4 separate regions of the Homo sapiens genome follow, and regions 2, 3 and 4 are each linked to region 1. A link is an interaction called in ENCODE POLR2A ChIA-PET data of the cell type or tissue named here. Cell type or tissue: MCF 10A. All regions are shown on one strand. Links, peaks and the distances in the headings refer to the core of each region. The heading gives the core; the rest is flanking DNA.

Region 1 (7,787 bases), core at 1,966-4,465:
GGGATAGAGCGGGAAGATAATCTTTCCCCGCTGGGGAACATTCTCTTCATCCTCTTCGAAGCAACACTGTCAAGCCGTCCCTCTGAAGTCAAGCTGCTTCTCTCCAACGTCCAGCTACTTCTCCTCTTCTCTGCTGGAGAAGCCTGGGGTTTTTATGGCACAGGATGGGGGGTGGGGCGTGTCATGTGTGGTTTTGGAAAGGCAACATTCAAGTCAGAAAACAGGAATCCGTGTTCTCACTTCGGGCCATGGTTCCAGGTTTGAGGGTAGGACCCTTGCTGGGGACCGCCCTCTTCTGCCCAGAGTTTCTCTGCCTCCTGTCCCTATCACAGGTCCCCTGGCATTGAGAGAGAAATCACTCCTTCAAGTGTGGGATGTACTCCTTGTCTTCAGTACAATTGGCCATCTTGGCCCATGTGTCCCTTCCGGGACCACTGACAATCACCAGGAGATTGCTGAATGTAGTAACTGTAGACTAATTGGGATGACCCTGAAGCTGAGGACCACGTCAGCATCCCCTGAACCAAGGGGCTGCATGGGGAACAGGTAGACACCAGGACAAAGTCAGGCTTCTGTCAGGAGGAGGAACGTGAAGAAGGATATTGGTTAGGCAGCCGTCTGAGCAGGGCTTTGGTGGAGTGGTGTGCTTTTAGACTAGCAGAGATGACAACAATTACTTTTTGCGTGCTACTCACTGAAATTAGAGCTTTCAATGCAGAGTAGAATCTTCTCTGTGCAACTCCCTTAACTCACTCCCCTGATGCTTCCAAGCCCTCCGTTCCTCTGTAAGTAGAGGGACAAGCCCACAGCTTGGGGCTATCTGCCACTCTCTGAAATGCCCATCGTGTTCTCTGCCTGCTGAAATTCAGGGGTTTGTTTCCAAACCTGTTTACTCTGGATATACCTGGCATTGCAATTGCAAAACTTAGTAAACATAGCAAACGGATAATTAGGAGGGGAAAAAGAAAGGGAGTTGCTGTTTTTATGAACACCAAGTTGAATTGTCTGGAAAGATCTCTTAAGGGCAAAAAGCTGAAAAAGAGATCAGAAAAATATTGAGAACTGCCCAGTAATTGCCCAATATAATAGTCATTGCTGCAGGCAGGGCACCATGGCTCATGCCTGTAATCCCAGAACTTTGGGAGGCTGAGGCCAGAGGATCACTTGAGCCCAGGAATTCAAGACCAGCTTGGGCAATGTAGGGAGATTCTGTCTCTACTTAAAAAAAAAAAAAAAATTAGCTGGGTGTGGTATGCACAACCGTAGTCCCAACTACTTGGGAGGCTGAGATGGGAAGATTTCTTGAGCCTGGGGATTCGAGGCTGCAGTGAGCTATGAATGTGCCACTATACTCCAGCCTGGGTGGGAGAGCCTGTAATCTCAGCACTTTGGGAGGCTGAGGGGAGCAGATCACTTGAGAGGTCAGGAGTTTGAGACCAGCCTTGCCAACATGGTGAAACCCCAACTCTACTAATAATCCAAAAAAAATTAGCCAGATATGGTGGCACCCACCTGTAGCTCCAGCTACTTAGGAGGCTGAGGCATGAGAATCGCATGAACCTAGGAGGCAGAGGTTGCAGTGAGCCGAGATCGTGCCACTGCACTCCAGCCTGGGCAACAAAGAGACTCTGTCTCAAAAAAAAAAAAAAGGGTTGAAAGAAATAGTCATTGCTGCATGTGACTACTGAGCACATTAAATGTGGCTGATGTGACTGGACGTGGTGGCTCACACCTGCAATCTCAGTACTTTGGGAGGCCGAGATGAGAGAATAGCTTGAGGCCAAGAGTTTGAGACCAGCCTGGTCAACATAGCAGGACCCCCATCTCTAATTTTATTTAATTTTATTTATTTATTTATTTTGAGACTGAGTTTCTCTCTTGTTGCCCAGGCTGGAGAGCAATGGCATGATAGCGGCTCACCACAACCTCCGCCTCCGGGTTCAAGTGATTCTCCTGCCTCAGCCTCCCAAGTAGCTGGGATTACAGGCATGTGCCACCACACCCAGCTAATTTTTTGTATTTTTATTTTTTTTTTAGTAGAGACAGGGTTTCTCCATGTTGGTCAGGCTGCTCTCGAATTCACAACCTCAGGTGATCAGCCTGCCTCAGCCTCCCAAAGTGCTGGGATTACAGGCTTGAGCCACCGCGCCCGGCCTCCATCTCTAACTTAAAAAATATTTTTTAAAAATGTGGCTGATGTGACTGAGAAGTTGAATTTTTAATTTTGTTCAATTTTAATTAATTTAAATGATTAAAAACTGATATGTGATTCAGTTATTGGAAAGCTTTTAAATATGTTTGGGGATAGTTGTTTATGTGAATCTACTTTTTCAGCTGTCAAATTTCTAAAATCGAAATAGAAGTCAAGTATATCTGATAAACATGGAGGTGCACTGGAAGGGTAAAACTCACACCAGAGTTTGAAGACTTAGAATGAAAAATGTAAATGACCTTCATTTTTACATTTATTGTATGTTGAAATAATATTTTAGGTATGTTGGGTTAAATAAAATATATCATTGAAATTAATTTATTCTGTTTCTTTTTAGTTTTTTTTTCCTAATGCGGTTACTGAAACATTTTAAATTATGTTTGTGATTCACATTCTATTTCTACTGGACAATGCTGGTGTGGAAGGATCCTGCACCCGGATTGCGTGGCAAGTGTTTTCATACCCTCATTCCACTTCAAAGAAGCCAAAACTGAACATTGTAGAATTATATAAAGAACAAAGACAATGGGAGAATCCAACAGCAGGCCCACATTATGAAGAAAGTCATTAGCCCTGGCATGAAAATATTCGTCAATTATAGGAGAGTTGCATGTTTTCTTTTAACTGTATAAAGCTGTGAGTGTAAACGGGTTTTTTTTTTTTTTGGATTCCCCACCCACTTTAGCATATTTAGCTTTCTTAATGAGCCCGCTGCTGGTCCCAGCTGTGCTGGGTTTTCTGGACAGTTTCTCCTGGTTTTATGGCAGCCCTTGGAGGTCAGGGCAGTTATGACGATTCTCACTCTGGAGCTGGGGAAACAGGCTCAGGGAGGGCGCGCGACAGGCTGAGGGTCCCACAGGCAGTGAGCAGAGAAATAAGGAGCGGCCAGCGGGGGTGCCAGCCTCTGTGCCCTGGGATTCTCTTCTGCATTTTGTGTTCATCGCCTGGCCCTGGTGGCTGTACCTTCCTTCCCCTCCATGGGCCACAGCTCTGGCTCTCATAAGAGGATGGCCCTGGGGCTCCTGGATCTGCCTTGCCTCAACAGAGAGCTGGTTGTGTCTGGAGTGCAGGTGTCCGGAAGCCCAGCTCCCTGCCCTGAGGCAGGACAAGGAGTGGCTGTGACTCACACCCTGGGCTGGATTCCCCTGCAGGGTGGGCTGAAGCCTGCCTCCCTCCCTAAGGGGCTTGGCTTAAGGCCGCACCCTGGCCCGGCTTCCTGCTCTTCCTGATCCCCTCTCCCTACCCCTTTCTCGTCTTCTCTGGTGCAGATCCTAGATCCAGTCCTTGCATGAAGGTCCTCCTCTCAGGATCTGCTTCAACGGTACCTGACATAAAATAGGTGCATGGGACGGTGGGAGAGGAGCATTCAGAAACACGCTGGGGCTCCATACTGCATGCTTTTCAGACACTGGGGCGCTGGGAATGCACCCCTTGTTGCAAACCTCACCTTCAATTCCTGCCCCATGTAAAGCCTTAGGGAACCCCCACTCAGCGGACCCCTTCCCAGATGGGTCCAGTCCAGCATCCCCTCTGCCCTCGGAGGTTCCCAGCACTCTTGGGGGAAGAATAGTCTGAGAGATGCTGTCCTGCTTGGAGAGTAGCCCAGCCTCTGCCGGTGGTTTCTCGAAGCCCTGCTCTTTGTCTTGGGCCAAAGTGTCTCCTCCTGCTAATTCCCTCCTAGAAATCTCCTTTCGAATGTCCCTCTTTCATGTTAGGGTGGTGACTGGTGGCTTTCATAGAGATTTCCACACTCTCTTTAGAACAAATTGGTTCCAACACTTCTAACTGTGGGAATGCAGCCAAAATTCTGAGAGCCCTGGAAAAGTCTGGTTCACTGGATTCACTGTCTCAGAAGAGGACTTTTTCCTGGAAAGAGGCATCTGGAGCAATATTGGTATCAGGGCTGTCACTGAGGCCCCTTTTCTGTCAAGAGCACCATCAGTGGGCAGTGGTCAGTGGTGTGGGCCTGGTGCTGGCCAGGGGTCCTGGAAGTGGCTCCGCTGTCCTGCAGCCATGGGCCCAGGGAGCATTGATTCTGCCCAGCCCGGCTCTGTTCATCTGTGAGCTGAATCCCAATAGCATCGTTGAGCTCAGTGAGGATTAAGCAAGTTCATGCACCCGGAGAGCTCAGAACTGCAGTCCCCGGCCCGCAGTAAGTGCTGTGTGTGTCAGCCCATCGTCGTCCGCTGGTGCCGGTCAGGGTCACAGATGAGCCTTGTCAAAATGCAGCCCGGGATCAGGGCTTTGGGCTTAGGAAGTGAGATTTCTGTAGGAGCGCTTTGAGATTTAGCCTGTAATGAGCAGCTTTGCTTCTAATCGCTCTTGAGAGACAAGCCATCAAACATTGGTTATCCCTAAACTGAGAGCAGAAAGGGCTGAGGGGAGGAACAATGGCCCTGGCTCCCCCTGCCATGCACCCACTCTGCCAGCTGATGACAGACGCAGACGGATGGAGGACGTTCCAAAGTCGAGGCTCAGGGCTGCTGCCTTTTCTCCTTCTGCTTCTTAATTTAAAAAAATTTATCCTAGAGTCTCCGTTACTATAGATTCCCTGACAGTCTGCTGTGGGCTAATCTTCAGGATAAAGCATCACCTTTTTTGAGTGTTTTTCTCCTTCAGGTTTTTCTCTTTTATCTTGAAACCAGGAAGAAACCTATGCTCTCATTCAATGCTGGAAAATGCATCCCTTGCTCATTTTTAAACCTTTTCATCTTCCCTTCATTTTCTGCCTAAATGTCTCAATTGTGTTTATCTTTCTCTTTCAGGGATGGCAGATGCTTAAGTACATGCAGGCTGTGAAGTGAGTTGTAAATAAGATATTGTTATTAGGACTATCCCTGATAAGAAAGGCATGTCCTCTGCACCTCTAATCCTGGGCCACTGCTATGCATCCCCACTTAGATGACCGACTGCAGTCGCTCAGAGCAATTGTAGAGGATGGCAAGGAATCAACCTATTTGGATGAAGACGTTTTGTGGGCGGGCAGAGAAGAAAACTCTTGAGAGAAGGAAGCATTGCCAGGGGCATGGGAGCCTACAACTGCTGGTGCCTCAGTCCCATCTTTGACCAATTCATTCAACAAACATTTATCAAGGAATGTCTTTGTGCCAGACCCCATCCTAGGCATGGGGCATGCAAGAAGGACAGGTCCCTGTACCCATGGAACCCCCGTGCAGGAAGCAAAACAGGAAATGAACAATTAAACAAATACACAGTGTAATTTCAGATCATACTAAATGGTGGAAAATAAAGTGTGTTGATGTGATAGCAAGGGACTGGGGACTAGGGAGCGTCCGGGATTGCTGTCTGTTAGGAGATCATATTTGAGTTGAGACTCGAATGCAGAGAAGGAATCTACTGAGCGAAAACTAGTGGAAGAAGCACTTCTGTTCAACATAGCAGTGGAACTCCTAGTCAGAGCAATTAGGCAAGAACAATAAATAAAAGGCATCCAAATTGGAAAGGAAGAAGTAAAATTATCTCTGTACTCAAGTGACATGATCTTATATGCAGAAAACCCTAAAGATTCTACAAATCCCCCTGTTAGAACTAATAAGTGGATTTGACAAGTTGCAGGATATAAAATCAATGTGCAAAAATCAGTGAATATGAACAATTCAGAAAGAAAATTAAGAAAACAATTCAATTTACTATAGCATCAAAAAGAATAAAAGACAGGAATAAATTTGAAGAGGCAGAAGATTTGTACCAAAAACTATAAAAAACTATAAAAATTGCTGAAAAATTAAAGCAGACACAAATAAATGCAGACACCAGATGATGCTCATGAATCAGAGGACTTAATACTGGTAAAATGCCCTTACCTTCCAAAGCGATCTATAGATTCAATGCAACCCCTATCAAAATTCTAATTTTTTTGTGGAAATAGAAAAATTTATACTAAAATTCATATGGAACCTCAAGGCACCTCAAATAGCCAAAACAATCTTGAAAAAGAAGAATGGTTAGAGACATCACACTTCCTGATTTCAAAACTTACTGCAAAGCTACAGTAATCAAAACAGTATCATACTGACATAAAGATAGGTGTGTAGACCAAGGGAACAGTACAGACAGCCCAGAATTAAACCCTCACATGTAGGGCAGATGATCTTCGACAAAGATGCTAAGACCGCTCAATGGAGAAAGAACAGTCCCTTCAACAAATGGTGTTGCAAAAACTGTATATCTACATACAAAAGAACCTTTTATCATATATAAAAATTAACTCAAAATGGATAAAAAACCTAAACACAAACCTAAAACTGTAAAACTCCTAGAATAAAACATAAGAGAGAAGCTTCATGACATTGGATTTGGCAACGATTTATTGAATGTGAAACTAAAAGTGTAGACAGCAAAAGAAAAAATAGATACATTGGACTACAGCAATATTAAACACTTTGCATCTAAAGACACAGCAGAGTGAAAGGTAACCTATGAAATGGGAGAAAATGTTTGAAATATATATAAGGGGCTAATATCCAGGATATTAAAAACAAACTCCTACAACTCAACAACAAAAAAAGAAATAACCCTATTATAAAATGAGCAAAGGACTTGAATAAAGATTTCTCCAAAGAAGATATACAGATGGCCCATAAACACAAGAAAAGATGCTCAGCACCACTAATCATTAGAAAAATGCAAACCCAAACCACAATGAGATACCATCTCATGCTCATTAGGATGTCTACTATCAAGAAAACAGAAACTAACAAGTGTTGGTGTCGGTGTGGAAAAACTGGAACCCTTGTGCACTATTGATGGAAATGTCAATTGTATACCCCTATGGCTATACCCTATGGAATTATACCATAGGGGTATACCATGGGGGTATAATTGTATACCATAGGGGTTACCATGGGGGTATAATTGTATACTATAGGGGTATACCATGGGGGTATAATTGTATACCCATATGGAAAACAGTATGGCTGTTCCTCGGAACATTAAACATATAATTACCATGTGGTCCAGCGATTCCTTTCTGGGTATATACCCCAAAAAATTGAAAGCAAGGACTTGAAGAGGTATCTGTACACACAGGCTCATAGCAGTATTATTTACAATGTCCAAAAGACGGAAGCAATCCACGTGTCCATTGACAGATGAATAGATAAAGAAAATGTGGTATATCCCTACGATGGAATATTACTCAGCCTTAGAAAGGAAGGAGATTCTGACACATGCTGCAACACGGATGAAGCTTGAGGACTTTATGCTGAACGAAATAAGCCAGTCACAAAAGGACAAATACGGTATGATTCCACTTATAGGAGGTACCTAGAGTAGTCAGATTATAAAGACAAGGTGGAATGGTGACCGCCAAGGGCTGAGGGGAAGGAGAATGGAGTCGTATTTAACGGATACAGAGTTTCAGTTTTGCCAGATGAAAAGTTCTGTTGAGGGATGGTGGTGATCGTAGCACAATGGTGTGAATGTAGTTAATGCCACTGAGCTGTACACTTAGAAATGGTTAAGGTGGTTAATTTATGTGTGTAATTTACCACAGTTAGGAAAAATGATCAGAAGAGAGTTCCATGCTTAGGGAACAGCAAATGCGGAGGCCCTG
Region 2 (7,787 bases), core at 3,246-5,745, 190 kb after region 1:
AACTGTGGCAGCGGAGGTTGGAGAAGTAAGCACAATATTTTCTTTAGGCTTGGAGAGTAAAGACCTCCCTAGGTAGCATGTCATTTCCAAATGTTACTATCTTTCCAATTGATCTCATCCAGAGTTCTTTGTCTCAGGACCAAGAGAATTAAGGAGCATGGACACAAAGGGTGAGGTTGGAGTGAAAGTTTAATAAGTAAAAGAAGAAAGCTCTCTGCCACAGAGACGGAGCCTGAAAGAGGGTTGCCGTTTTTACAGTTGAATGCAAAGGCTTTTATAAGAAACTGATGAGGGCTGGGCATCTCATTTGTGTAAGGCTCGAATTTCTGGTAGCTCCACCCCATCCTCCTAATGCACCTGTGGCCCCTTAGCTTGAGTTACTTCATATTGTTTGTTCTTCTTACTGTTTATGTGTTAGCGGATGGAATTTTCCATTATGGGCATGTCCGGGCAAGTCACCTGTGTAGCCTTTATTACCTGTGCAGACGTAAGCATGTCTCAGGCAAGCTCCCCTGTGCAAGTTCCCTTATCTGTGCCTGTAGCTCGAGTTATCAGGCTGTTCCTTTGTTTGAAAGAATTCAACTGAGGACCCACCCTAACTGCCTGCCTGACTGGTTTCTTGTTTTCTCTTTTCTCACTAATTGCCCTTGGAAACTCAACATTGGAGATCCTCATGGAATATTGAGGTGCAAGGGGCCCTTGGAGTTGCCCTGTTGTTGGGGTGGGTACCTCAGTGAGTGAGGTCCTGCAGGGAGGCTGGGCTATGAGCCCCTGCACTCGGCATCAGGACTCAACTCCTCTGGTCTGTCTGGAGTCCTTCCTGGGCATTACCCTGACTTCTGAGCCCCTGCACTCGGCGTCAGGACTTGACTCCTCTGGTCTGTCTGGGGTCCTTCCTGGGCATTACCCTGACTTCTGGGCCCCACTCATGACAGAGATCTTTTTATACAGATGACTTTCTTGCTGGACGTCATCTTAGCCTCCTTTTTTTGTGCAACAGTTTAGAAGCTCCATTAAGAAAAAAAAAAACTTTATTTTTTAGAAGTGGACTAATACATACCTCAAACTGTCAACCCACATTGTGATGGTGGAGCCATGGGGGTCTCCAGGAAGTGGATTATTCCCTAGACCCCTCTCTTCCAGAGAAGTGCATGGTGTATGTGTGTGCATATGTCTATGTGCACTGGGGTGTGTGCCTGTGAGCACGTGTGCAGGGTGTGTGTGTGTGTGTGTGTGCGTGCACATGTGTACATATGTGGAGGCCAGAGAAGTTCCATTTCGGAAGTGAATCCACCATGTTGGCTTCTGATTACTCCCAGTTTCAGGAAGACTTCTAAGATTTTCAGTTTATCTATTGTTCCTTGTGTAAGAGCAGGTACTTACTGTAAATCCTGCCCTTAGTTCAAACAACCTTGATGTTATCTTACTTCAATAGTTCTACACATCCCTTCTGAATCACCCCTTCCCTGTGGGTCTGGGGAGTAATGGTGTGGGGATGCATCACCTTGTCTCACCTCCAACCAGGAGACAGACATGGCTTTTGTTTGCACATCCCTATTACATGTTTCTTCCTAAGAAACTGGATTTGTCAGCCTCTCTGTTCATCCTTTCAGCTTCCTCGGAATTTTGAGGGTAGGCTTGCATAGGCCTGGCTGCTGTGGAACAGTGTGCTTGTGTGAGCACGTGTGTTTTGCCTCTTCTGTTAGCATGATGGCCCTGGAGGCCAGCTCTCTGCATCCATTTTCTCTGTGAGTCCTGCAGCCCCCATCCTTAGGAGTTAACAGTGTCTGGTTTAACTCAGGTGTATGGGAAGAGAGCTGGAAGACGAGTCAATTACTTTTTCAAGTCTAGACCATCCAGACTGACTAAGAAAGGTGAAATATTTCATCATGAAAACATTTGGAGATCTGAAGATGGGTCCACGGCAGGATCACGTTCCCCTCGCCACTGAGATTGGTTCACAGGTGATCACATAACCCAGGGCTAAGCCAATGAATGCACAGTATTCCCCTTAGCCACTGGAATTGGTTCAGAATTGATCCAATCAGAGTGAAGACAGAACTTTTTCAATTGTAATAGACTATTTTTTGGAGCAGTTTTAGATTAACAGCAAAATCAGCAGAAGGTTTCGGAGGATTTTCACATATCCCTGGCCCCCTCACCTGTACATCTTCCCCATCAACATCTCACACCAGAGTGACACATTTGCTAAAATCGATGAACCTACATTGACACATCATTATCATCCAAAGACTATAGTTCACATTAGGCTCCATTCTTCGTTTTATACATTCTATGGGTTTGGATACATGTACAGTGACATATGTTCATCCTTATAATATTACACAGAGTATTTTCACTGCCCTAAAAATCCTTTGTGCTACACCTGTTCATTGCTCCCTTTCCCCAATCCCTCGCAACCACTAATTTTCTGATCTTCTGTCATAGTTTTGCCGTTTCTATAATGTTGTATGGTTGGAATCATATAGTACATGGCCTTTCAGGCTGGTTTCTTTCATTTAGCCATAGGCTTTGAGGGTTCCTTCTTGTCTTTTCATGTCTTGATTGCTCATTTCTTTTTGGTGCTGAATAATATTCCATTATCTGGATTTATCACAGTTTATTTATCCATTTGCCTACTGTAGGACATCTTGGTTGCTTTTAAGTTTTGACAACTATGAATGAAGCTGCTGTAAATATCCATAAGCAGGGCTTTTTTTGTGAACATGAGCTTTTAACTCATTTGGGTAAATAGCAAGGGGCATGACTGCTGCTGGATCGTATGGTAAGAGCAGGTTTAGTTTTGCAAGAAACTGACAAATTGTCTTCCACAGTAGCTGTACCATTTTGCATTCCTGCCAGCAGTAAATTAGAGCTCTTATTGCTCCACATCCTCATCAGCATTTGTTGTCAGAGTTTTGGATTTTCTCTATTTTAATAGGTGGTTACTGGTATCTAATTTTTTTTTTTTTTAATAGAGACGAGGCCTCCCTACATTGCCCAATCTGGTCTCAAACTCCTGGGCTCAAGGGATCTTCCCATCTCGGCCTCCCAAAGTGTTGGAATTACAGGTATGAGGCACCGGGGCCAGTCTCATTGTTTTAATTTGCATTTCCCTAATTGCGTACTACAGCGGGCATCTTTTTATATGCTTATTTGCCATCTGTACGTCTTCTTTGGTGAGGTGTAGTTTAAGATCTTTGACCCATTTTTAGTTGGATTGTTTTCTTATTGTTTAGTTTTAAGAGTTCTTTTTATATTTTGGGTAACAGTCCTTTATCAGATGTGTCTTTTGCAAATATTTTCTCCCAGTCTGGGGCTTGCCTTTTCATTCTCTTGACAGTATCTTTTGCAGAGCATTACATTTCAATTGTAATGGAGTTCAGCTCATCAATTCTTTCTTTCATGAATTATACCTTTGGTGCATCTATAAAGTCATCACCAAACCCAAGGTCATCTTGATTTTCTCCTATGTTATCTTCTAGGAATTTTATAGTCTGCATTTTATGTTTAGGTCTGTGTTCCATTTTGAGTTACTTTTGTAAAGGATGTAAACTGTGCGACTAGGTTCATTGTTTTGTTTTGTTTTTTTTCAGGTAAATGTCCAGTTGTTGGAGCACCATTTGTTGAGAGGTCTTTGCCTCATTTGTACTGGTTTTGCTCCTTTGTCAAAGATTAGTTGACTCTATTTATGTGGGTCTATTTCTGGGCTCTCTATTCTGTTTCATTGATCTATCAATGTGACCAGTACCATAGTGTCTTGATTACTGTAGCTTTACAGTAAGTCTTGAGGTCAGGTAGTGTGAGTCCTCCAATTTTGTTCTCTTTTACTATGTGTTGGCTATTCTGTGTCTCTTTTTTTTTTTTTTTTTTTTTTTTTGAGACAGAGTCTCACTTTGTTGCCCAGGCTGAAGTACAGTGGTGTGATCTCGGCTCACTGCAACCTCCGCCTCCCACGTTCAAGCAAATTCTCCTGCCTCAGCCTCCCAAGTAGCTGGGACTACAGGTGCACACCACCATGCCTGGCTATTTTTTTTTTTTTTTTTTGTATTTTTAGTAGAGATGGGGTTTCACCATGTTGGTCAGGATGGTCTCGATCTCCTGACCTTGTGATCCACCCACCTTGGCCTCCCAAAATGCTGGGATTACAGGCGTGAGCCACCGTGCCTGGCTATTCTGGGTCTTTTACTTCTCCATAAAAACTTTAGAATCGGTTTGTCAATATCCTCAATATAACTTGCAGGAATTTTGATTGGGATTGCATTGAATCTGTTGATCAAGTTGGGAAGAGCTGACATCTTGACAATACTGAGTCTTCCTATTTATGAACCTGGACTATCTCTCCATTTATTTAGCTTAAAAAGTTCTTTTCCTCAGAGTTTTGAAGTTTTCCTCATATGGAACCTGTACATATTTTGTGAGTTTTATAACTATTTCATTTTGAAGAGTGCTAATGTGAACGGTATTGCATCTTAAATTTCAAATTCCACTTGTTCATTGCTGCTAAATAGGAAAGTGATTGACTTTTGTATATCAACCTTGTATCTTGCAACCTCACTATAATAATTTATTAGTTCTAGGAGTTATTTTGTTGATTATTTCAGTGTGTCTGCATAGACAATCCAGACCATCTATAGGCAAAGATAGCTTTATTTCTTTCTTCCCAATCTATATGCCTTTTATTTCCTTTTCTTATCTTAGCTAGGACTTGCATTATCTAGGACATCCAGTGCAATGTTGAAAAGCAGTGGGGAGAAGGAACATCTTTTTCTTGTTCCTGATCTTAGTGGGAAAGCTAAGTGGAGTTTCTTGGTATTAAGTGTGATGTTAGCTGTGGGATTTTGTAGCTATTTATTAAATTGAGGAAGTTCCTCTCTATTCCTAGTTCACTGAGTTTTTATCAGGAATGAGTGTTGAATTTTGTCAAGTGCTTTTTCTGCAGCTATTGATATAATCATGTGATTTTTCTTCTTTAGCCTGTTGATGTGATGGATTACATTAATTGATTTGGAAGATAAGACTTTTGATTCACAGCTGGGAAACAGAAGCTTTTTCCCTCCTGGAAAGTGAGGATGCAAACAGTAGTCTGTGACCACGAGGAAATTCAGAGGGAATGAAGTCTCTGGCATTGGAGTCAGAGCAGGAGATGTACAAAGAAACAGAGCCAAGACTCATCAAACCCATTTGAGGCCCTCTACCTCAACTGGAGAAACCTAATGCTTCCTTTAAGGTTTAGTTCAGTTTGATTTTTGTTGTTGTTGTTTGCAACACCAAACATGCTAACTGATATATGCCATACCCCTCAGGTATTTAAGAAGACGGGGGTCAGGGCACGGTGGCTCATGCCTGTAATCCCAGCACTTTGGGAGGCCAAGGCGGGCAGATCACGAGGTCAGGAGATCGAGACCATCCTGGCTTACACAGTGAAACCCCATCTCTACTAAAAATACAAAAAATTAGCCAGGCGTGGTGGCGGATGCCTGTAGTCCCAGCTACTCGGGAGGCTGAGGCAGGCGAATGGCGTGAACTGGGGAGGCGGAGCTTGCAGTGAGCTGAGATCGTGCCATTGCACTCCAGCCTGGGCCACAGAGCAAGACTCCATCTCAAAAAGGGAGGCTGAGAAGGTGTCAGGGATGTTCAGAAAGGGATTTTTTTCTGTGAGTTGAAGACAGGTCTGTGAAAAGCTGTGTGAACTTCCTTCTAGCTGAATGACATAACAGATAACACTTGTTCTCTGGAAAATAGATGTGCACACATGCATGCCTGTGTGTGTGTGTGTGTGTGTGTGTGTGAAAGGTGGGAAAATAATATGTCTTACAGGAATAAAAAAAGAACACTAATATGGCTCTTTCAAACCTCAGCGAAGCTGGTGGGAAGAGCAGCTCAGGCGCATTTTGTGAACTGAAGGTTCTGTGCACCCGAGTAGGGCCTGAGTACTTCCAGGGAGGATGCTCGGCTTCTCTCTGCAGAACAGGGTGTGCATGGTCTACAGGGAAGCTCCTGGCCTCCTGCTGAACCGAGAAATAACTTGACCAAGGGACGGAGCAGGGAGAGCAAACGCTTCAATATCTCTGCCTAACTGTGTTTAGGCTTGCCCTTGAAGAGGCCAGGGTGGAATTGATTACCACAAGCACTTCCCTAAGACCAGAGATGTTGCCACATTTTCCCTGATGAATCCATTGTGTTGTCACCATGGCAACCACCACAGTTGGGGTCTGGCCTGGCTGGCGCATGCTTGCAACAGTTCCCTTTTAGGATCCAGGAGCATCCTAGGTCTATGAAATCTTGCCCTCAGCTACCACAAAGTCTTACTCCTCTCAGCAGCAGGTCCAAATTATCCATGCTGTAGGCCTCAATGTTGGCATGAATTGGCAGCATGGAATTCACTAGGAAGCATTCTTTATTTAAAAAAAAAAACACCCAACATTATTATTTAGTTCAGTTCCTCTGTTCTGGCTTCATGAAACTTAAAAATGCCCTTTGTTGGAAAAAAGAGATGATTTGGTCAGCTCTTGCTGAAGCCCAAATAAAGAGGGCTGGATTTCCCCACCTTGGGTCACATGATCTTTGCTAATTTTCTCTCACCCCCATCTAAGGGCACCCTGTAGCTGGACTTCAGCCATAGAATGTGAGTAAGATGTATAGTCAGCTGTTTCTATCCATGGGTTTTGTATCTGTGGATTCAACTGACTGTGAATAAAAAACATTTGAAAAAAAAAACCCAACAATTTAAAAATACAGATTAAAAAATCAATATGTTATGCAGAATGTGGATTTAAATAAACTAAAACAAAAAAACCAAAGTTAAAAAGGAAAACAAATTTGAAAAGTCAGTATAGTATAAAAACTATTTACCTAGTATTTACATTGTGTTAGGTATCATAACCTAGAAATGATTTAAAGTACATGGGAAGATACGCATAGGTTACATGCAAACACTATGTCTTTTTATACAAAGTACTTTAGCATCTGTGGATATCCGTGGGGGGCGGGGGTGGGTGGGTCCTAGAATCAATCTCCCAGGGATACTGAGGGACATCTATAATTGTCTTTTTATGAGGAACTCATCAATATGGTGCCCTAAGGCCAATTCTACCGACACTATACATGGTAATAGTCACAGGATTCACAGTACCTGTAACTGTGAACAAATATAGATCCACCGAATGGCTAAACTTGAAAGACCACAGATTCAGTAGAAGAATCTCAGTGGGAGCATCTAAGGTTAGGTTCGATCACTTCTTAAGTATAAACACAGTACACTTTTCCATGGACACACACATGTGACAACTCTCAGGGGCAGATACAGATCATTTCCAACAGCCAGAAGGCTTCCTCACACCCCTTGTGATTCAACACATACCGATATGGTTTGGGCCTGTGTCCCCACCAAATCTCATGTAGAATTGTAATCCCCAGTGTTGGAGGTGGGGCCTGGTGGGAGATGAGTGAGAGATGCGTGGAGTTTTTATGAATGGTTTAGCCCCATCCCCCCCGGTCCTGAGTGAGTTCTCATAAGATTTGGTTGTTTAAAAGTGTGTGGCAGCTCCCCTCACTCTCTCTTGCTGCTCCGGCCGTTTGACATGCCAGCTGTCCCTTTGCCTTCTGCCATATTTGTGAGAGTCTTGAGGCCTCCCCAAAAGCAGAAGCTATTATGCTTCCAGGATAGCCTGTAGAACCATGAGCCAATTAAACCTCTTTTCTTCATAAATTACCCAGCTTCAGGTCTTTCCTTCTTTCTTTTCTTTCTTTCCTTCCTTCCTTCCTTCCTTCCTTCCTTCCTTCCT
Region 3 (7,787 bases), core at 2,498-4,997, 85 kb after region 1:
ATGGGCGCCCGTAATCCCAGCTACTCAGGAGGCTGAGGCAGGAGAATCACTTGAACCTGGGAGGCGGAGGCTGCAGTGAGCTGAGATCATGCCACTGCACTCCAGCCTGGGAGACAGAGCAAGACTCTGTCTCAAAAAAAACAAAAACAAAAATGAATGGAATAGCTCATGTTTCGGTGTTACAAAATCCAGGCCAGACAAGTCTCAACTTTAATCTCACGCCCAGTTCCTAGGTTAGTCCCTTCTCCAGCTCAAATTCAGCCTAAGCCTCAGGGGTCCTTGGTCGGGGTGGCACCACCTGCTCCCTTCCCCAACTTTGTTCCTGTTTTTAATCTGCTGGGGCTGGGTGCATTCAGAGGTAGGGACAGGCTGAAGGTCTTCGGCTTTTTGGTTCTGTTGATGGGTGAGTTCCAAATACTAGCTTTCTCTTGTAGGATATTTCATTTATTTGTTAAAAATATTTATTTAGAACACACCATTCATGTGCCAGACGCTATTCCAGCCACTGGGGATAGGGTGATAAATGAGATAAACAAAAATACTCGCCCACGTTAAGCTCCTATTCTAGGGAAGAGAGGAAAAAAAAGAAAATACATGTGTACTTAGTACATTAGAAGGTTCCAAGTACTGTTAAAAAAAATAAAGCAGGCTGGACTCAGTGACTCATGTCTGCAATCCCAGAATTTTGGGAGGTGTAGGTGGGCAGATTGCCTGAGCTCAGGAGTTCGAGACCAGCCTGGGCAACACAAAAAAACCCTGTCTCTACAAAACAAAAACAAAACATTTAGCTGGGTGGACAGATTGCTTGAGCTCAGGAGTTCGAGACCAGCCTGGGCAACACAACAAAACCCTGTCTCTACAAAACAAAAACAAAACATTTAGCTGGGTGTGGTGGCATGTGCCTCTGGTCCCAGCCACTGGGGAGGCTGAAGTGGGAGGACTACTTGAGCCTGGGATGCAGAGGTTGGAGTAAGCCAAGATCACAACATTGCACTCCAGCCTGGGTGACAGAGTCAGACCCTGTCTCAAAAAAACAAAACAAAACAAAAAAAAAAACAGGAAAAAGAAAGCAGAGATGGGGACTAGTGGGGAGGGGGCTGGGGATGAGAGCCTCCCTGAGCTTCCACAGTTCTTCCTGCCCCTCTCCTATCTCACTGGGCACGGGCCACCTGGGGCTTCTGGTTGTTTTGTGCCAACTTAATATGTTGTTCTTGCCAACAGTCGGAGGCCAACTGAGGCTTCTCTGTCTTCCACAAGGAACAGCATTGGCCTAAACCTGCAGGCACCATTGCAAAGGGGAGTCAGCTCAGGTAAACCTGCTGGTGAAGCATGATTCCAGCGTGGGGACACAGAGGCTGATGTATCTTGCTGTAGGTGATTTAATGTTGGGCCTCACTATTTCACTACCCCTGTAAGAGTATGACACATCCACGTCCTTACCAGGGCCCGAGGGAGGGTGGATAGACTTATCCATCCCATAGGTATTGCTCGTGGCTGGGTAACTTGCTTATGCCAACAAGATTTTCATAGACACGGCACAGGCAGAAGCCTGGAATGTGTTGGCACTGCCAGGCCTGCCCTCTAATGCTCTTGATTTTTCCCACGAGACGAGCGTGCCCCAGGGAACTTCGGCTCCAGCTGCAGGATGAGAGGCGTGTGGAGCACGCAGGGTTCCAACCCTCAGCCTGGAGTCAAGCCCAGACTAGATCAGCCTAAGCCCAGCCAAGCCACGGGTGCAGGAGTGAAAAGCAAACGCTAACTGTCCATGACATTGACTTTCAAAGGGGCATGTCATGTTATGTGGCTCATCCCAGCAACAATGAAGATATTTCTCCATCAGTCAGTCGGTGAATAATTATTGACAATGTGCTAGGAAGGTGGAGTGATTGGAGTAGATTTGGTCCCTATTCTCATGGAGCTTACTTTCTAGAGGGGAAGACAGATGATAGGTGAATAAATATAAATTATTCTATTAGGTTGATGCAGCAGTAATTCCGGCTTTTGCCAGTAAAGGTAATGGCAATCAAAAGCGGGAGGAGCCGGAGCTGCCATTCATTAAAAGCAATGACAAAACTGTGATGACTTTTGCACCAACCTAATAGAATAAATTACGAGTGCGCAAAACGCTGTGATGGGAAAGTTCCAAGTGCCAGGATAGCATCTAGCTTCCTGGAGTCAGGAGATGGGGGTTTTCAACCTAAGCAAGGTTAAGTCCAAGTGGTGGGGGCAGGCGGGGGGCGATATTTCAGGGGAGACTCCAAGGATGAATGGAAATTAGAAAAGTGAACGCAGATGGTGAGGGGGGACGGGTTTCAGGCACAGAGAACAGCATGTGCAAAGGCCTGGGGGGAGGACATCGTGTGTTCATGGACTGAGGGGCGGCCAGCAGGCTGGAGCTGAGCCGGTGGAGAGGAGGATGGGGAGCCGGGGAAAGGCGCTCCATGCAGGGGGCACAGCAGGGGCAAAGGCCCGGAGTCAGGCCTGAACCTGTGTGGTTTGAGGAAGTGACAGAGGCCTGTCTGGGAGGAAAGTAACAGCAGAGGGGAGACCATAAGGTCAGGGCAGAGGGCAGGGCCGTGCTGGGCACTGTGGGCTGTGGATAGGACCTGGCACGTATGCTCGGGTGAGGGGAACGTGTTAGAAGATTTTAAGAAGGGCAGGAACATCTGGGGATAATGTGTATTCTAGGAATCTCAACCAAGTAAATTCATAGTTTGAATGTTCACAAGACTTCTGCACAGGCAAAGTGAAAGATCGTTTCTAGAGCTGTGAGATAAGATCATAGTAAAAAAGAACTACTAAGTTTTTAAAGGTTATTTCAAATGATGGATTTCCATCTTACAAATGAATGCAAGCAGGTTGCAAGGTTGATGGAAAGTAGAAAAGTTTTCTGACTTGCGTGAACAGAAAAGAAACATCAATTTGAAAGGAAAACATTTATTTATTTACTTCCTCTACAGTTTTCCTGACTGCTACATTTCATGAGAAGGGATTGTTTATGAGGGTCAAGGAGCTGGAGGCCTGGGGAGGAGCTGGTGTTTCTGTTCAAGTTTGAGGGTCCTGGAGCTGGAGTCCAGGGGAGGAGCCGGTGCTGCCACTGATGTCTTAGGGTCGTGGAGCTGAAGATCCCAGAGGAGCCGGTGCTGCTATTCTAGCTTGAGTTTCGTGGAGCTGGAGACCCAGGGAGAAGATGGTGCTGCTGTTCTAATTTAAGGATCGTGAAACAGAAGACCCAGAAAGGAGCTGGTGCTGCCGCTGCTCAGATCTGAGGGTGTTGGAGCTGGAGACTTAGGGAGGAGACGTCTTGTTCTAGTTTCAGGGTCGTGGAGCTGCAGACTGAGGCAGGAGCATTGTTGTTATAGTTCGAGGGTCAGAAAGCTGGCGACCCAGGGAGGAGAGGTCTTGTTCTGGTCTGAGGGTCGTGGAGCTGCAGACCCAGGGAGGAGCAATTTTGTTGTAGTTCGAGGGTCAGGAAGCTGGCGACCCAGGGAGGAGAGGTCTTCTTCTGGTGTGAGGGTCGTGGAGCTGCAGACGCAGGGAGGAGCAATTTTGTTGTAGTTCGACGGTCAGGAAGCTGGCGACCCAGGGAGAGGTCTTGTACTAGTCTGAGGGTCGTGGAGCTGCAGACCCAGGGAGGGGCAATGTTGTTGTAATTCGAGGGTCTGGCAGCTGGCAACTCGGGGAGGAGAAGTCTTGTTGGAGTTTGAGGGTCGTGGAGCTGCCAACCCAGGGAGGAGCAATTTTGTTGTAGTTCAAGGGTCCGGAAGCTGGCGACCCAGGGAGGAGAGGTCTTGTTCTATTGTGAGGGTCGTGGAGCTGCCGACCCAGGGAGGAGCAATTTTGTTGTAATTTGAGGGTCCGGAAGCTGGCGACCCAGGGAGGAGAGGTCTTGATCCGGTCTGAGGGTCGTGGAGCTACAGACCCAGGGTGGAGCAATGTTGTTGTAGTTCGAGGGTCTGGTAGCTGGCAACTTGGGGAAGACAAGTCTTGTTCGAGTTCGAGGGTCGTGGAGCTGCAGACCCAGGGAGGAGCCATTTTGTTGTAGTTCAAGGGTCCGGAAACTGGCGACCCAGGGAGGAGAGGTCTTGTTCTAGTTTCAGGGTCGTGGAGCTTCTGACCCAGGGAGGAGCATTGTTGTTTTAGTTCGAGGGTCAGGAAGCTGGCGACCCAGGGAGGAGAGGTCTTGTTCTGGTTTGAGGGTCGTGGAGCCGCAGACCCAGGGAGGAGCAATGTTGATGTAAGTTGAAGGTCCGGTAGCTGGCACCCTGGGGAGGAGAAGTCTTGTTCGAGTTTGAGGGTCGTGGAGCTGCCGACCCAGGGAGGAGCAATTTTGTTGTCGTTCGAGTGTCAGGAAGCTGGCGACTCAGGTAGGAGAAATTTTGTTCTAGTTTCAGGGTTGTGGAGCTGCAGACCCAGGGAGGAGCAAGGTTGTTGTAATTCGAGGGTCAGGAAGCTGGCGACCCAGGGAGGAGAGGTCTTGTTCTGGTCTGAGGGTCATGGACCTGCAGACCCAGGGAGGAGCAGTGTTGTTGTAGTTTGAAGGTCAGGAAGCTGGCGGCCCAGGGAGGAGAGGTCTTGTTCTAGTTTGAGGGTCGTGGAGCTGCAGACCCAGGGAGGAGCCATGTTGGTTTGAATGTTGTGGATCTGGAGATCCACGGAGGAGCTGGTGCTGCCTTTGAAGTCTGAGAGTCACTGAGCTGGAGATCCAGAGAGGAACCGGTGTTGCTGTTCTAGTCTGAACAGATCTAGAGTTCTGGGGAGTTGCCGGTTCTGCCTCTCAAGTCTGAGAGTTGTTGAGCTGGAGATTCAGGGAGGAGCCTGTGTTGCTGTTGTAGTTTGAGGGTCATGGAGCTGCAGACTCAGGGAGGAGGGGTGCGGTTCTAGTCTGAGGGTTGTGGAGCTTGAGACACAGGGAGGAGCTGGTGCTGCTGTTGTTTAAGGCTGAGGGTTGTGGTGCTGGAGACCCAGGTAAGAGCTGGTGCTGCTGTTGTTTAAGGCTGAGGGTTGTGTAGCTGGACAGTGGGGAGGAGGTAGTCTTAGTGTCTAATGTGAGGTTGGTGGAGCTGTGGACCTGGGGTGGGGCCGGTGCTACTGTGTAGTTTGAGGGTCATGGAACTGGAGACCTAGGGAGGAGCTGGTGCTACCACCATTTAAGTCAGAGGGTCATGGATCTGGAGCTTTGGGGAACAGCCCATGCTGCTGTTTAACTGTGGGGAGGATGTGCTGTGTCCATTGAAGTTTGAGGGTTTGGGAGCTGGAGACCCAGGGAGGAGCTGATGATGCCATTCTATTTTGAGGGTCGTGGATCTGGGGACCTGGGGAGAGGCTGGTACTGCTGTTGTAGTTTGAGGTTCGTGGAACTGGAGACAGGGGGAGGAGCCGGTGGTGCTGTTCATGTCTGAGGGTTGTAGAGCTGGAGACCCAGGGAGAAGCCCGTACTACAGCTTTTTAAGTCTGAGGGTCGTGGAGCCTGAGACCTGGGGAGAGGCCAGTGCTGCTGTTCAAATGGCTCCTTTCCGGGTCTCCAGCTCCATGACCTTTAAACTAGGAGAGCAGCAGCAGCTCCTCCCGGGGTCTTCCAGCTCCATGACCCTCACACTAGAACAGCAGCAGCAGCTCCTCCCGGGGTCTTCCAGCTCCATGACCCTCACACTAGAACAGCAGCACCGGCTCCACCCTGGGTCTCCAGATCCACGACCCTCAAAGTAGAACAGCAGCACTGACTCCTCCCCGGGTCTCCAGCTCTACAACCCTCAGACTTGAGGAGCTGGAGACTCGGGGAGGAGCCAGGGCTGCTTTTCTACTTTGAGGATTGTGGAGCTGGAGACCCAAGATGCAGCAGCTGCTGCTATTCTAGTTTGAGGGCCTTGGAGCCAGAAACTTTGTGAGGAGCCGGTGCTGCCTTTCAAATCTGAGAGTCATTGAGCTGGAGACCCAGGGAGGAACCGGTGTTGCTGTTCTAGCCTGACGGTAGTGAAGCTGGAGACCAAAGGAGGAGCTGGTGCTGCTATTCTAGTTTGAGGTTAGTGGAGCTGGAGATCACAGGAAGAGCCGGTGCTGCTGTTTAAATCTGTGGGTCCCCGAGCTGGAGCCCTGGGGGGAGATGGTGTTGTTCTTGTTCAAGTCTGAGGGTCATGGGGCTTGAGGCACAGGGAGGAGCTGCTGCTGTTCAAGACTGAGGGTCGTGTAGCTGGAGAGCGGGGAGGAGGTAGTCTTGGTGTCTCGTATGAGGGTGGTGGAGTTGTGGACCTGGGGAGGAGCCGGTGCTGCTGTGTAGTTTGAGGGTTGTGGAACTGGAGACCTAGGGAGGAGCCGGTGCTACTGCCATTTAAGTCAGAGGGTCGTGGATCTGGAGCTTTTGGGAACGGCCCGTGCTGCTGTTTAACTGTGGGGAGCATCCGGTGTGTCAATTGAAGTTTGAGGGTTTGGGAGCTGGAGACCCAGGAGGGATCCGATGATGCCATTCTATTTTGAGGGTCATGGATCTGGAGACCTGGGGAGAGGCCGGTACTGCTGTTGTAGTTTGAGGGTCGTGGAAGTGGAGACAAGGGTAGGAGCTGGTGCTTCTGCTGTTTATGTCTGAGGATTGTAGAGCTGGAGACCCAGGGAGGAACTGGTGTTGCTGTTCTAGTCTGAGGGTAGTGAAGCTGGAGACCCAAGGAGGAGCCGGTGCTATTATTGTTCATGTCTGAGGATTGTGTAGCTGGAGACCCAGGGAGGAGTCGGAGCTGCTGATCTAGTTTGAAGGCTGTGGAGCTGCAGATCCCAGGAAGAGCCGGTGCTGCCGTTCAAATCTGTGGGTCTTGGAGTTGGAGCCCTGGGGTGACCCAGTTCTTTCATTCATGTCTTAGGATCATGGAACTGGAAACCTACGGAGGCGGCGGTACTGCTGTTCTAGTTTAAGGATCGTGAAGCTGGAGACCTGGACAGGAGCTGGTGCTACCGCTGTTCAAATCTGAGGGTCATGGAGCTGGAGTCTTGGGGAGGTGCCGGTGCTGCCTCTCAAGTCTGAGGGTTGTTGAGCTGGAGATTCAGGGAGGAGCCGGTGTTGCTGTTGTTGTTGGAGGATTGTGGAGCTGGAGGCCAAAGAGGAGCTGGTGTTGCAGTTCAATTTTGACGGTCGTGTAGCTGGAGACCTAGGGAGGAGCTGGTGCTACCACTGTGTAAGTTGAGGTTTGCAGAGCTGGTGGCCACGGGGAAGAGCCAGTGCTATAGCTGAAGTTTGAGGGAACTGGAGACCCAGGGAGTAGCCGGTGCTGCTTTCTAGTTTGAGGGTTGTGGAGCTGGAGGCTTGGTGGGGAGCCGGTGCCGCCTCCCAAGTCTGAGAGTCATTGAGCTGGAGATCCACAGGGGAGCTGGTGCTGCTGTTGTAGTTTGAGGATTGTGGAGCTGGAGACCCGGGGCGGAGCTGGTGCTGCAGTTGGAGTTTGAGGGTCAGGGAGCTGGAGATCTGGGGAGCGGCCAGTACAGCTGTTTAAGCCTGAGGGTCGTGGAGCTAAACATGGAGCCAAAGTTGGGGAAGCAGAGAGAGAGAGTTACAGGATGACCCTGGAAATGGTAGACGTAGCTGTACCCCAAGCAAGCTAAGCTTGGGAACTCCTCAATGCTAGTGATGAATGCATTCTTTTTCCTCTTACACAGTTTGGATTTGTTTTCTGTGTCTCATGAGACAGAAAGATCTTGATTAATACCCTTAGGAATTGAAAAGCTTAAAAAACTAAAGGATGTTGGTAATAAAAATAATAAGAATTAAACCATGATTATCCTGGCTGACAGAGACAAAATCA
Region 4 (7,787 bases), core at 3,218-5,717, 61 kb after region 1:
CCCGAACTCCGGCCTCCTGTCTTCTCCCGCTGCAGTCCCTGCCTGGCTGCTCTCGGAGGATGATCACACCGCGGCCCTCCCTGGTCTCCCTGCTCAGCCTCCACCTCAGTCTATTCTTTTTTTTTTTTTTTTTAACTTCTTAAATGCACAAATTTATTTTTTCTCAACAAACACACATCTTAATGCCTTTACAACTTTTATCTCCCCAAATATATCTTGCTTTTCTTTATACATGCTGTATACAGAGTTGTTTTCCTTATATTTAGTAGTTATTGCTTTTTTGTGCCCTTTTGGGTCCTGAATTTACACATCAGGCATAGAGCTTGGGACAGGAAAGAGCTGTGAAGCAATTCCTGGAAGATCAAACCCCTTCCAGCATGGCCAGGTAGCACAGCTGAGCCAGGGATGATGGGGCCATATTGGGTTTGGCTCTGCCTTGCAGCTGGCAGTCCAAACACACCTCAGTCTATTCTATTCAACGATTCAGATCAGCCAGGCCAGCACCGAGCCCGGGTCTCCAGCCTCGCTCTGTGCAGCCACAGCCTTTCCCCGGTCGACAGGGCCCTGAGCCTCTGGCACCTTCCACCTGCCGGTCTCTTTCCTGCTTCTCTCCCATGTGGCCTTGCTCTGTTCAAGCCAGGAGCTCCCCACCTCGGGGTCTTACCCTCTGCCCCATCCGTCCTGGGATGCTCCTTTCTGGGATGTCCACCCACTGTGCCCTCACTGCCTGGGCACCTGCTGCTGAGACTGCAGAGGTGGATTTTGGCCCCCTTCTCCGGGGGCTCCTCTGATGTCCATGAGCAATCACAGCCCCCACCGCCACCCCCTCCCTTCCCAGGGCTGTCTTTCTCCAGCGCACTTCCCACCATCTGACATAGTTTGCGTGTCGCACACCTTAGGTTGGATTCTGTGCAGCAGAACCTGAGCACCCATGTGTGGGAGCCCGTGCAACCCTCGACACAGCAGCAGGTGGGGCAGATGCAGCCTCAGATGCGCACCGCGGGGCCTTGGTGCCTTTGAGACTGGGCGTGACTCAGTTCATCTGGAGAAGTCCCCGGGAAGAGAGGGCAGGACCGCGGGGAGGGAGACGGGAAGGAAAAAACGCCCATCCTGATGGGATAAGGAGCAGGTGCCCACGGTGGGCCACTGGTGCTCAGCTGTGCTGGGGACCTCAGGGAGACGCTGAGGAGCGGCCTCAGAGGGGTGCACTGGAGAGGCGGGGAGGCCAGATCTGCTCCCCTGCAGCTTCCATTCGCCCAGGGCAGCTTTCCAGGACTCCACTCCCAGGTCACACAGGCTCCTGCAGCCCGAGGAGGCCCCGCAGGAGAGCAGGGGCAGCAAGAAGCCATGGTAGGGCAAAGACGGTGAGGCTTGCGGGACCCACGCGGCACCACCAGCTTCTGCTTTGTGCACTGTCTTGGGCTGTCACCTGCTTATCCTCTGGGTCATGAGCTCCCTGAAGACAGGGGTCTGTTTTGTTCTTTGCTGTGGCCAGAGACTACAACTGTGCCTGGAGCACAGTCGGCCTTGCTTAAATATGCGCTGAGTGAGTGACGCCTCCTGGGTCCGCCTCTGCAGGCTTCTGAGATGGATATTTGGCATCTTTAAAGAACCCAGATCCCAGGCAAAGTCGCCCCTGATTTGGCTGATGCAGACTCCATCTCCTGCTGCTTCTGGGCTGACTCCGAAGCCTGTTGCTACTGTTTGCAGCCAAGTTAGTGTTCCCAACAGCGGCAGCTCCAGAGAGGGACTCAGACCGCTGATAAAAGCTCCCATTACACCGGGTGTTTTTCTGATGCTTTTGTACAGCTACCCTTTGATGCTGCAGTCATGAATCCTGACGGCAGAGTGACGATAATGGTCCCTATTACCCCTGGCATCTCACTTGATAGGATGACCAAGAGCCCACAAATCGCTCCTGAGTGTACCTCTAGCGACACATTTTTTTTTTTTTTTGAAACGGTTCCACCTGGTTTGTTCAGGAGAAGAAACAACAGATACGTGTATTTTCATTTCTTCCTTTAGTGGAGGTGTCACAATTGTTTTGGAAGTTGTCCAAGTGCCCAAGACCCCGGTCACAGACTCGACCATCTTCCCCATCCTTGAAAGCAAAGCATCCATCTCCACATCTCCAGCACCAGCACAGGGCCTGGCAGGAGATAGGGCTCAAAGCAAAGCGTGTCTATGGGCCACCCGAGTGAGGTTAGATGGGAGCCCGGACCGCTGGCCTGCAGGAGGGCCCGAAGTCTGCGTGAGTCTCCTTCTTTCCCTGGGGGAGGTTCAGCCCCAACACCGTGGCCAGGATTGCTGCAGAAGGAGCCTCCGCCTGGCTCATCGCAGCCAGGCGATGATGTCTCGTGCTGAGTTTGAGTTGGGTGCTTGGTTAAGGTGCTGGCCATCAGAGTTCTCTGTTGTAAAGGATCCCTTTCCCTTTGAAATTGCCAAATAACATGTGTGGTGATATTTTGGGACCTTGTGGACACCCTGTTTGTCAAAATCTTCCCCCAGTGGTTTTGCATCCACTGATGGTCTACGTACAATGATTACATTGAAGGTTGCAAATGGTCTTGTACATTTACCAGCAGGCCTTCCTCCAGGAAGAACTGTCCGTTCTCTCAGTCACTATTTTCAGTATGGTTATGGACTCAGGGATTCTTTTTTACTCCATGCATTCACAGCCACCACCGAAATTGTTTTATGTTCTTACGTTCCTACATCTGGCCAGTGGGAGCCCTATTCTTCCAGCTTCTATTTTGTGGTTTGTTCTGATTGCCCCCTTTGAGGACTTTCTGATTTTCTGGTACAAGATGAAATCTTAACAACACGTCAATATCATGAGAAACAAACGAGGAGGGTGCACTGTTCTAGGAGATGGGTCATGACAACCAAAGACCATGCATGACCATCCATGGGATCCCAGAATGAGGAAAAAAAGCTCGAAATTTGGACTTATAAGCCAGGGATATTCAATCTTTTGGCTTCCCTGGGCCACACTGGAAGAAGAAGAATCGTCTTGGGCCACACATAAAATACACTAACACTAACAATAGCTGATGAGTTTTAAAAAATTGCCAGAAAAAAAATCTCATAATGTTTTAAGAAAAAAAATTGTGTTGGGCTACATTCAAAGCCATTCTGGGCCACATGTGGCCTGCGGGCCATGGGCTGGACAAGCTTGGTATAAGCTATATTTCTGCATCAATATTACATTATTGGAGGTGAAAATGGTTTGGACACTTTGTAGATCTATTTTTTTTTTTTTTTTTGAGACAGAGTCTTGCTCTGTCGCCCAGGCTGGAGTGCAGTGGCACGATCTCGGCTCATTGCAAGTCCTGCCTCCCAGGTTCACGCCATTCTCCTGCCTCAGCCTCCAAAGTAGCTGGGACTACAGGTGCTTGCAACCACGTCCTGCTAATTTTTTGTATTTTTAGTAGAGACAGGGTTTCACCATGTTAGCCAGGATGGTCTCAATCTCCTGACCTCGTGATCTGCCCGCCTCTGCTTCCCCCAGGTTCAAGCGATTCTCCTGCCTCAGGCTCCTGAGTAGCTGGGATTACAGGGGTGCGCCACCACGCCCCGGCTAATTTTATGTATTTTTAGTAGAGACGCGGTTTCGCCATGTTGGCCAGGCTGGTCCCGAACTCCTGACCTCAGGTGATCCACCGTCCTCGGCCTCCCAAAGTGCTAGTATTACAGGCAGGAGCCACCACGCCCGGCCAAAATTTTTCTATAGCTTTAACATTTTTCCAAATAGTAAGTTGGAGAAAATAAAAATAAAATCAAATAAATCAGACAAGAAACACGTATTGAGGTTGGAGGCAAACCTTTGGCCCTTTGACTGCTCTGTAAATATATCTCCTATCACTGCTGCCTGTGTGTGCCATTGAAAGCAGACACTTTTTTTTTTTCTGACTAAAGGATAAATGTGGACAGACTGAAAAGCAATTGTCTCTCTGTCATTCAGGAGAAGGATAATAAGGCAAAGAGGAGGGAGGAAGGAAAGGAGGGAAAGAAAAAAAGAAGCAAATGTGGAAGGCAGAATGGAAGGAAGGGATTTATTGATTAGCATGTCTGAACCAGGCACTGTGTTAGGTACTTGCTTTTACGTTATTCATCTCCTTCCAATGGCAACCTTTAAGAGGCAAGAAAATCAGGGCTTAGAGAAGCCGCAAACCTGTCCCTTGGCCACAAAATAAACACTGGGCATCTCAGATAATGATGTTCAGCAAAGAAATATGATTAAGCTAATTAGCCATAAGGTGATATTGGTGGAAAGCTTCCTGGACATAGAGATTTAAAAAATCCTTGGCTGGGCATGGCGGCTCATGCCTATAATCCCAGCACTTTGGGAGGCCTAGGCTTGAGCCCAGGAGTTCGAGACCAGCCTGGGCAACATAGTGAGACCCTGTCTCTACAGAAAATAAGAAAATTAGCTGGGTGTGGTGGTGTGCACCTGTAGTCCCAGCTACTTGGGAGGCTGAGGTGTTAGGATCACTTGAGCCCAGAAGGTAGAGGCTGCAATGAGCTATGATTGTGCCACAGTACTCCAGCCTGGGTGACTTAGTGAGACCCTATCTCAAAATAAAAATAAAAGCAAAAAATAAAAAACCCTGACCAAGGTTTATCTGTTTGTAAAAGGAAGCTTTGTAGCAGGAAGGGTTGTGTCCCTTGAGCTGAAACATGAGTAGGGACAGCCTGGCCCTCTCACCTAAGTTGAACCTTGGCCCATTGGACAGGCCTTGGAAAGCAGGTGCTGTCTCCTTTGCTTCTTACACAGTCTGTGGGACATGACCCTGGCAGGACCCTACCCCATCAGGGTGCTCCACTCCTTGCTTCACAGTGAGGAGTGGAGGCCCTTGGGGGACTTGGTGGCTGGGGTGAGCCCTGAGTGGAGGGTGGGGCTGATCTGGGCACAGCCTCCCCACCCCTGGCCAGCCCTTTACAGGGTTCAGAGCACCATGGGCATAAACTCAGGGGCTTCCTCTGCAATTTGAAGATGCTCCCGAGAAATAATCTTAGGCACAGGAAGGCTTTGCCCTGTGCTCTTACAATGGAGTCAGCGGCTGGGTGTGGAAATTAGGGTGAGAGGGTGGGAATATATTGCCCCTTCCCCAGCCCCAGCCACCCATGACACCGGCAGCTCTGGGAGGGAAGGACACTTTTGCAAACTTAAACAGCACTGACAAGGACTCTTTCTGATTGCTCTCCAGTGAGACATGAGTAAATTAGCTAATTAAGGCAGCTCCACTGAATACATTCTACATGCAGGCAATTTGCTGTTTATTTCCCACATGGACAAAGAAACGAAAATAGGAACTAAATCAACATCTCAGAAAGAAAAAATACCTTTGATGAATGAATTATAATGAAAGATTTCTTGATTATTGAAAGTGTGTGAAATGGTTCTCACCCCAAGGTCAAAAATTTAATAGCCCCCGTCCAAACCAAAGTGTCCATCATTCGTTCAGGAAAGTATTTGTTTAGTGCCTGCAACGTGCCAAGCCTGTGGCTGGGCCTGATGATGAAATGGTGGGGAAGGCAGAGCAAAGGAGGATATTAATCAAATAGTCAAACAGATGAGACAGATCAGAGCCCTTCTGTCCACATTTCCTGGGGTCTGGCATCTCTTGAGATTCTGGTAACAACAGGCCAGGAAGGAGGCAGACGCTGTTTGTGCAAAGAAGACAGAGTCGGTAGATGGGACTTGCTGGCAGTTGAAGCCTCACAAGGCTCTGATATGTTTCAGACGCTCTTTTTTGAGGCCACGTCATCCTGCGGGGTCCTGTCCTCCCCCAGCTCTCACCCTCCTGGGCAGTTCTGGACCAGACAGGAATGACTGACTGTCACGCCACAGTGGGGGCAGAAGAGATAAGGTCTGGGGCGGAGTGGACAGTCCAGGGAGTTGAGGAGTGTCAGTGGAGGAGAGGAGAAAGTGAGGGGGTGAATGGAGAAAAGGGTGGGGCCAGCTTCCTGCCGGCCGAGGGGGGGTCTTGTGGTTCTCCCTGACAGCTTGGGATGGAGGTGCATTCCCATGGATAAGCTTGGGAGGCAAGTGGCCAGAGAACTCCTATCCCACCCCGTTCCTGTGTCACAGGGAGGATGCCACATGGGTTGCGATGTGCCTGAATCCGGGTGAAGTACTGGCTGTTCACTGTTTCTTCTTTGTGTGTCCCTGGATGGCAAAGGAGAGGCCTATTTTATTGCAAACTGTTGCACTCCTCTCCTCTCTGATGAGTGCATTCAGCCAGAGTGTGCGTTCTCACATGTCTGAGATCCCTGAACTACTTGGTGACCAACCACTCCCAAGAAAATTGCTCTAGTTCTTAGGACAGTCCTTGGACACATTGAGCATTCAGTAAACATCTGTGGACCCACTGAATGCGTGTCTTAGGACTCAGGCAGGGGCCCTGTCAGGGGATGGTGCTGTTGGCTTCCTGCTCAGAAGCTAAGCAGTGTTGGGCCTCGCTGGTACTTGGATGGGAGACCGCCTGGGATGGTGCTGAGGAGCAGGAGTGGTGTCAGCATAGGGGCTTTGGGATTCAGTGTCCCCTTTGAGGGAAGCAGGTGAAGAGGAGACAGCTGGGGCCTGGATATTGGAGTCCCTGGGTAAGGTGCCCCCAAATTTGGTAAATTTGATAACAAGTGCCTCATCTCAAAGTGAGGGCCATGGGTGGGTGTGACTGCAGTGGGTGCTGGTTAAAAAAAATGTAAAAAGCTCTTCTGGAAAAAAGACCCCAACAACCCTGATTTGTAGCAATTGCCAGTTTCCCTGGTGTAAATATTCCCACCATGGCTGATTTCAAGCTACCAAAGATGTAACCACAAATTAGCAAAGTTTCTGAACATTTCACAGTTGGCTCTCAGAGCCAGCTGCCTGCACTCCACTGGGTGTGAGGGACTGTCTGGTCCCTACTAGGGGTCTCACAGTGGATGTGGGGTGGGTGCACCATGGGGCTGTGGGTGAGCCTGTATATCCTGCCATGCAACGGGAAGCATTACTTGAATCACCCACAAAGTCCAGCAGTGAGGACCTGGCAGATGTAGACCAATAAACACTGAAGAAGTGGAACCAGCAGGGATGAGGATGAAGCAGGATCTCCCAAAGGGAACACAGACCATGTCAGGAGGAGGAGAGACCCCTGTGGAGGCTCTGAAGCCCCTAACGGTTTTTGAAAATGTCTCCTTTGATCAGGCTGCAAAACTCAAACCTGGGGGGAAAGAGGTTGACTGTCGCTACAATTTTATTAGAAGAATTATGTTGAAAAATGAGAACTTGATTCATTCTTTGATTAAGAATTAGGGCACAGGCTGGGCGTGGTGGCTCAGGCCTGTAATCTCAGCACTTTGGGAGGCCAAGGTGGGCGGAACATGAGGTCAAGAAATGGAGACCATCCTGGCCAACATGGTGAAACCCCGTCTCTACTAAAAATACAAAAATTAGCTGGGCGTGGTGGTGTGCACCTGTAGTCCCAGCTACTTGGGAAGCTGAGGCAGAAGAATCACTTGAACCCAGGAGGTGGAGGTTGCAGTGAGCCAAGATCGCGCCACTGCACTCCAGCCTGGCGACAGAGTGAGACTTTGTCTTAAAACAAAACATAACAAAAAAACAAAACAAGAATTAGGGCACGTTTGCCACTATAACCTAAATGTTGTTGAATAGGAGAGAAAAACTCATTTTCGCCAATTTAATTTCATATTTTTTGATAAAGCTGTAGTTAAGCTTTTCTCTTTTCTTTTTTTCTTTTTTTTTTTTTTCAGAAGAGGTGGTGAGTGTGTGGCTGACAGCA

Evidence for each region. Peaks named below come from ENCODE experiments on the same cell type or tissue, not always from the same donor. Only the 100,000 strongest peaks of a DNase experiment are listed, where the experiment ranks them.
Region 2: POLR2A ChIA-PET joins it to region 1 with 5 read pairs; 2 of 35 experiments call an interaction of 5 or more read pairs at or near these places.
Region 3: POLR2A ChIA-PET joins it to region 1 with 6 read pairs; 2 of 35 experiments call an interaction of 5 or more read pairs at or near these places.
Region 4: POLR2A ChIA-PET joins it to region 1 with 5 read pairs; 2 of 35 experiments call an interaction of 5 or more read pairs at or near these places.

What each region holds. Positions count from the first base shown.
Region 1 is chr20:47,806,528-47,814,314 of GRCh38, forward strand. No RefSeq gene overlaps it. Among named protein-coding and RNA genes, the nearest start is that of SULF2, 25 kb to the left of the region's middle. RefSeq lists enhancers at 2,497-3,078, 3,079-3,659. In MCF 10A, for the core only: no CTCF peak of the experiment used is centred there; DNase peaks (open chromatin) are centred at 3,314 and 4,004.
Region 2 is chr20:47,992,784-48,000,570 of GRCh38, forward strand. All of the region lies in intron 1 of LOC107985436 (a long non-coding RNA gene), which reads left to right. Among named protein-coding and RNA genes, the nearest start is that of LINC01522, 6.6 kb to the left of the region's middle. RefSeq lists an enhancer at 289-789. In MCF 10A, for the core only: no CTCF peak of the experiment used is centred there; no DNase peak of the experiment used is centred there.
Region 3 is chr20:47,891,441-47,899,227 of GRCh38, forward strand. No RefSeq gene overlaps it. Among named protein-coding and RNA genes, the nearest start is that of LINC01523, 88 kb to the right of the region's middle. RefSeq lists an enhancer at 2,946-3,882. In MCF 10A, for the core only: no CTCF peak of the experiment used is centred there; no DNase peak of the experiment used is centred there.
Region 4 is chr20:47,866,760-47,874,546 of GRCh38, forward strand. It overlaps the pseudogene RNA5SP486. Among named protein-coding and RNA genes, the nearest start is that of SULF2, 85 kb to the left of the region's middle. RefSeq lists an enhancer at 1,184-1,714. In MCF 10A, for the core only: no CTCF peak of the experiment used is centred there; no DNase peak of the experiment used is centred there.